Regions from separate parts of the Homo sapiens genome. Here region 1 is linked to region 2. Evidence: chromatin loops called from intact Hi-C (ENCODE). Cell type or tissue: Caco-2. All regions are shown on one strand. Each heading gives the region's core, and the rest is flanking DNA. Links, peaks and the distances in the headings are about the cores only.

Region 1 (2,919 bases), core at 329-2,828, 54 kb after region 2:
GACAGAGCTGGACATGATGGCTCACACCTGTAATCCCAGCACTTTGGGAGGCTGAGGTGCGCGGACCACTTGAAGTCAGGAGTTCAAAACCAGCCTGGCCAACATGGTGAAGGCCTGTCTCTAATAAAAATGCAAAAATTAGCCAGGTGCAGTGGCATGTGCCTGTAATCCCAGCTACTCGGGAGGCTGAGGCAAGAGAATGGCTTGAACCTGGGAGGTGGAGGTTGCGGTGAGCCGAGATCATGCCTCTGCACTCCAGACTGGGTGACAGAATGAGAGACTCCGTCTCAAAAAAAAAAAAAAAAAAAAAGAATTAAACAAAATAATGAATTAAAAACAGTATTTAGTGTTCTATTAGTTTCAGCCATAAAAACACAAAACAAACAACCCCCCCAAGTATTTAATAAATGACAGATAAGATGTGAAGTCCCTAGCACACAGAAAATGGGTAATAAATGTGTAATAAATATTTCCTCTTTATCCTATAGGGAACACAGTATCAGTGATGACTGTGAAGGTGGGAAGTCATGAAATCCTAACAGTTCCTAATGTCTTTCCCGTCCACCACCTCCTGTCCAATTCCACTGCAGGTACTCTCATTCAGGCATTCTGTCTCATGCTTCCCGTAGCCCAGTGGCTTCCTATCTGCTTCTCGTTATTCCCTCTTCAGTCTGCCCCACTGTAGGGTTGCCAGACACAGATTCCTAGAACACTCTTGTGATATGTGATTTCCTCTTCACCTGACATGAAAAGCCTTTCACAGATTGGCTGCAATGTGCCAGCCTGCCTTATCAACTCCTTTTCCACACAAATTCTCATCTAGTCAATTGGGTCCCTTGTAGCGCAAAAATGTGTTTTTCTGCACAGGTCATTCTTTCTACGCCCATTTTGTATCTTTTCTCTGCTTCTCAAAACACTATCTTTCAATCTCAGTTAAAACCCTTTATTCTTCATTATGGTTTTTCCCCACAATCTCATGTAAAAGTTTTCCCTGCTTCTTCCAAACTGTGGTAGCCCTCACTGGCTTACTACTGGGCTGATATAAACTACCTTGTATTTCAGTATCTTTTTTTGACCTGGAGAAAAGGAAAATCAGGAGTATGAACCTTCACACATATAAATAACTACTTGTGGAACAGGGATTGGACATAGTATGTATAGATTCTAGAAGATGCTAAGCCAATGAAAAGAGCATAAGGCTTGATAGAAAAAAGAACTTTGAAAAAACCAGAGCTGCCAGAAAAGAGAATCCCTGTCTTACAGGCCAGAAGAGTTTTGTCTCCTGTGAGTAAGAAGTGTTTTTGGAATATTTTTAACAGATACCAGTTAAGGATGGTTCTGAGGGTATAACTACATCAGCTCTTCCTTATAAAAGCTCTAAGGAAACCATAAAATATATTAATTAAACCATAGGCTTTGGACTCAGGCAAATGTGAATTTGAATTCTGGCTCTAATACTTATTTGCTATATGTTCTTGCACAAAATATTCAAATCCTACTAGGCCTGTCTCAACATCTGTAAAATGAAGATAATACTTTCCTCTTGAGGTTGTCATTAAAATTAAGTAAGGTAAGTTATGTAAAATGCATAGCTGTCATGCCTGCAGCTACTAATATTATTAATACATTTGTTCTCTAATTCTCAATGCTTCAGGTTCAGTGACTTACAGGTGCTGTATAAAATAAATTCTCCAGAAGACTCTGGTCATACTGAGGGTCATTCAGCTCACTGATGCAATACACATCACTCCCAGGAGATGGGGAATCTGGAGGAGAGCCTAGCCCATCCCAGAAATTGCCTTGGGATAATTCAGCACTGCAGAGATAAGAAAACAAAGCAGAAGAATTTTAATAGAAGTTTCAGCTGAACTATTCTCTCTTTAGTGAAACTTTCTGAGGTTCTAAATGTGGAAGGAGATATGTTAAACAAAAGACTCACATTAAACAAAAGACTACTGAATAAATATTTCCCAATTATACTACCCCTCCTCTGGGATGCTAACAACCAGTATTCAGAAACACACTACTGACACTGATTGTGATCTCATTCATGTATTCAACAAACATTTATTGGTCACTTATTATGTGCTAGGTCCTGGAAGATATAGAGGTGGCTAAGCTAACACAATCTGTACTCTTGTATTATTTATAGTCTGATAGGGAGAAAAAAGGGTATAATTCAATGAGTTAAATATTATATATCGATTTTGCAAAAAATTCACAGATACACCCACTTCCAATAAACAAAAATACGTGTATTTAGGACTAATTATGGTGATATTAGTTCTATATCGAATACAAAAAATGAATAAAACACAGTTTACAAACTAATAGGAAGATAAGCATATAAGTAACTATAAACTCAGAATTTTGAAGGAACAAATACTCCTTTTTTTTTTGAAATCCCACGCTGGTATCTTTTTTTTTTTTTTTTTTGAGGTGGAGTTTTGCTCTTATTGCCCAGGCTGGAGTGCCATGGCATGATCTAGGCTCACTGCAACCTCTGCCTCCTGGGTTCAAGTGATTCTCCTGCCTTAGCTTCCCTAGTAGCTGGGATTATAGGTGCCTGCCACCATGCCTGGCTAATTTTTGTATTTTTAGAGATGGGGTTTCACCATGTTGGCCAGGCTGGTCTCTAACTCCTTAGGTGATCCACCCACCTTGGCCTCCCAAAGTGCTGGGATTACTGGTCCCTTTTTTGATAGCAATTTTTACTTTCTAACTTTCTTTCAGGTCCTTGTATAAATTCCATATTTTCCCTCAAAGTTTAGGCTCCTTGAGGGCAAAGTATGCATATATTTCTGTTTCTCCTACAGTAATTAACATTTAATAAGCACCTGTTAGTGAACTTAATGATTTCTTAATGAACATGATGCCAGGTACTGTAATACACATTTTATTTATTATTTCTTTCCATGT
Region 2 (2,919 bases), core at 124-2,623:
GATGATGTAGAGACATTGTGTTTTTTGATCTAGCATTTGGTCCCTGGGTGCAGAGAGGCCCTGTGGCAATGGCTATGACGAGAGCTTCTGATTCTTAGATTTCAGTTTTGGCACTGTATTCTGAACTTAAAAGATTTAGTGGTTCCCTCCTAGAAGTTTAGCCTAGAGCTCACTCCTCTAGCCCTTCTAATGACTTAAAGTACCTTAATATTCTATATTAAACTCCTCTCTGCTTAAAATGGCTGGAGTGGGTTCCATTTCCTCTGCCTGATATAGCTTTCATCTCTCATTCTTTCTCCCATTTTCCTTTTTCGGTCTTAAGCTTCAACTAATTTCTTCCAATAAAATGTCATAAATCCTCACAATTAGGAAGAGATAACCTGGCTCTACCACAGCAGCTCTCACATATTGTATAATAATCTGTGTTTCCCTCACTAGACTGAGAGCTCTTTGAATGCACAGAGTATTCCCAAGGCCCTTATTAAATGTTTGCTGACTTCCCACTGCCCTTTGTCTACAGATAGTTGCCCAGGGTTAGAGAGAGGAGTTGCCTTGTCTGCTTGCAGTACATACCCACAGAAGATAGCAACATCTTCTCAAGAAAGCTCTGAGGAAGATCAGCAGAGAGGACCAATCACTGTTCCCAGAGGCAGGACACCTAGGTTCCAATGTAGTCTGCCATTGCTTTAGTGTGACATATTGGATACACCACTTCATTCTGGCTAACTGGGCCTCGGTTTTCTCATCAGAAATAAGTGCTCTCAAACCACCTTCCACAGTAAAATTCTAATTCTAGATATATATCAACCTTGCTCACATCTCTCATGGCACTACCCCCATCCCTCTGGTTTATTTATTTATTTATTTATTTTTTGAGACGGAGTCTCACTCACTCTGTCGCCCAGGCTGGAGTGCAGAGGCACGATCTCGGCTCACTGCAACCTCCACCTCCTGGGTTCAAGTGATTCTCCTGCCTCAGCCTCCTGAGTAGCTGGAATTGCAGGCTTGCGCTCAGCTAATTTTTGTATTTTTAGTAGAGAAAGGGTTTCACCATGTTGGCCAGGCTGGTTTTGAACTCCTGACCTCAAGTGATCTGTCTGCCTCAGCCTCCCAAAGTGCTGGGATTACAGGCATAAGCCACTGCGTCCGGCCATCCTCCAGTTTATTTTTAAAGCTGCTATTTGCTAAAGGCCTTGAAACAAAACTATTTTGACTTTGGAAGAAGATAGTTCCTTATTTAGTCTTGAACAGACACATTCCTTTTAGCCAAACAGGTGGGTGAAAAAGAAATCAGCTTGGGAGAGCAGGTCTATCAGGTTTCTCTGGCTCTCCTCTTGTAGGTGGAAATTCATCTGGGCCTGTTTACATTCTGAAAAAGGTCAAGTTCTGAAATACTTTTGGAAGCAGCCCAAAAGAAGGCTGCTATACCCCCCACAGGGTTGGGACACACATTAAGAAGACCTGAGGTGAACCAGTTATGCCATTTAAGAATTTTATGCATCAAGAAAGGTGTAATTGTTTCAGTGAGATTAAAATAACAACTTCTCATATTTAGATAATGCGTTACAGCTTGCACACTGTTTTCTTACACACTAAAGTTGTGCTGATAACGTCTCTGAAAATCGCATAAGATAGGCATCTCTATCCCTATTATAAAAATAAGGCAACCAAGGAACAGAGAAGTGGCTTGCTCATCACATACCTGGTTAACTAGCATTGAGAAGAACCACGGTTTCCTGACTCGTACTTTAGATTTTTTTCCATTGCAATCATTCTAATTATCTCCATCTGGTTAAGAGAAGTGCTCTCCCTTTGGCCTGGAGTGAATGGATGGAAACTTCCCCCTTAAGCAATGTCCAATTTTTTATGTTAATAAAAACTTAGCCCAGCAGGTGTATTAAGCTAACATTAGCTGACACCTCCTCTGTGTCACACCTGTACAAGGTGAGTCAGATTTGATTCTTGATCTGCGGGAGACAAACACAGACAGATAATTACAACCCAATAAGATAAAGACTATGCTAAAAGCACATGGGAACCCAGAGGTGTCCTGAACTCTGCCTTGATGGGCTAAAGAATGCCTCTAAAAGTTGATAATATTGAAGCTGATTTTACTTTTTACTGAGTATAACTTATGCTACTTCAAATCATTTTACCTCTCTGTTCCTTATTTGTCTCATTTGTAAAACAGGGCTAGAAATACCTGTTTTGTCTAATATAAGTATACAAACCTTAAGAGTATTGAAGCTGATCTTAACCGAAGGTTCCTCAGAGCTTTTTCTAACATAAGTATCCAAGAAGTTCTTTTATTTTCAGAACCAGGACTACAGTGGTGACCACAGACCATTTCAGAGCTGCTTCAGAACTCAGCTTTGCTGAAGGCAAAGCTCCTAATTTGGGGCTGTTTGTGAATCCTCTGCATAAAGGTTTGCATGAAGGAACCACTCATTTCCTTCCTTAAGAAAGAGCTTCCAAGGCATAAAAAGGACAGACACTCTGAGAACACTATTAAGGCAAGAGGAAAGTCAGAAGTACAGAGTGTAGAATCATGGTCTCCTACCAGAAAGTTTCTGTCGCCTGTTCTCCATTCTTGCTGCCACCTTGCTTGTTTAGGCTTCAGAACTTGAACTAATGTGACGGCCCTCTCAGTGATTGCTGCTTTCGGTATTCTCCAGTATCTTTTTCATACTGCCACCAAGATTTCATGTCTGGTCAACAAATATGACCTTGCCTCTCCACAGATTAAGATTTTGTTGGTTTCATCTCACCTGCAGTGTCAGTCATGTAGCATACAAAATGCTGCCTATGTAGCCTAATTAGTCTTTCCAGCCCCATTTCTCACTACTTTTTACTCACATTTAATGACCTTTTTTTGGCCAATGTCCCATTCTCTCATACTACCAAGCTTTTGAGCATGCT

The links. Peaks named below come from ENCODE experiments on the same cell type or tissue, not always from the same donor. Only the 100,000 strongest peaks of a DNase experiment are listed, where the experiment ranks them.
Region 1: a loop joins it to region 2, with 3 times the contacts of the local background. A loop is called at or near these places in 2 of 110 quality-filtered maps.

The regions. Positions count from the first base shown.
Region 1 is chr11:74,121,320-74,124,238 of GRCh38, forward strand. It overlaps C2CD3 (C2 domain containing 3 centriole elongation regulator), which reads right to left. Exons shown (of 33, transcript NM_001286577.2): 8 at 1,669-1,816. Among named protein-coding and RNA genes, the nearest start is that of C2CD3, 48 kb to the right of the region's middle. In Caco-2, for the core only: a CTCF peak has its summit at 1,793; a DNase peak (open chromatin) is centred at 1,762.
Region 2 is chr11:74,067,946-74,070,864 of GRCh38, forward strand. All of the region lies in intron 24 of C2CD3 (C2 domain containing 3 centriole elongation regulator), which reads right to left. Among named protein-coding and RNA genes, the nearest start is that of UCP3, 60 kb to the left of the region's middle. In Caco-2, for the core only: no CTCF peak of the experiment used is centred there; a DNase peak (open chromatin) is centred at 1,316.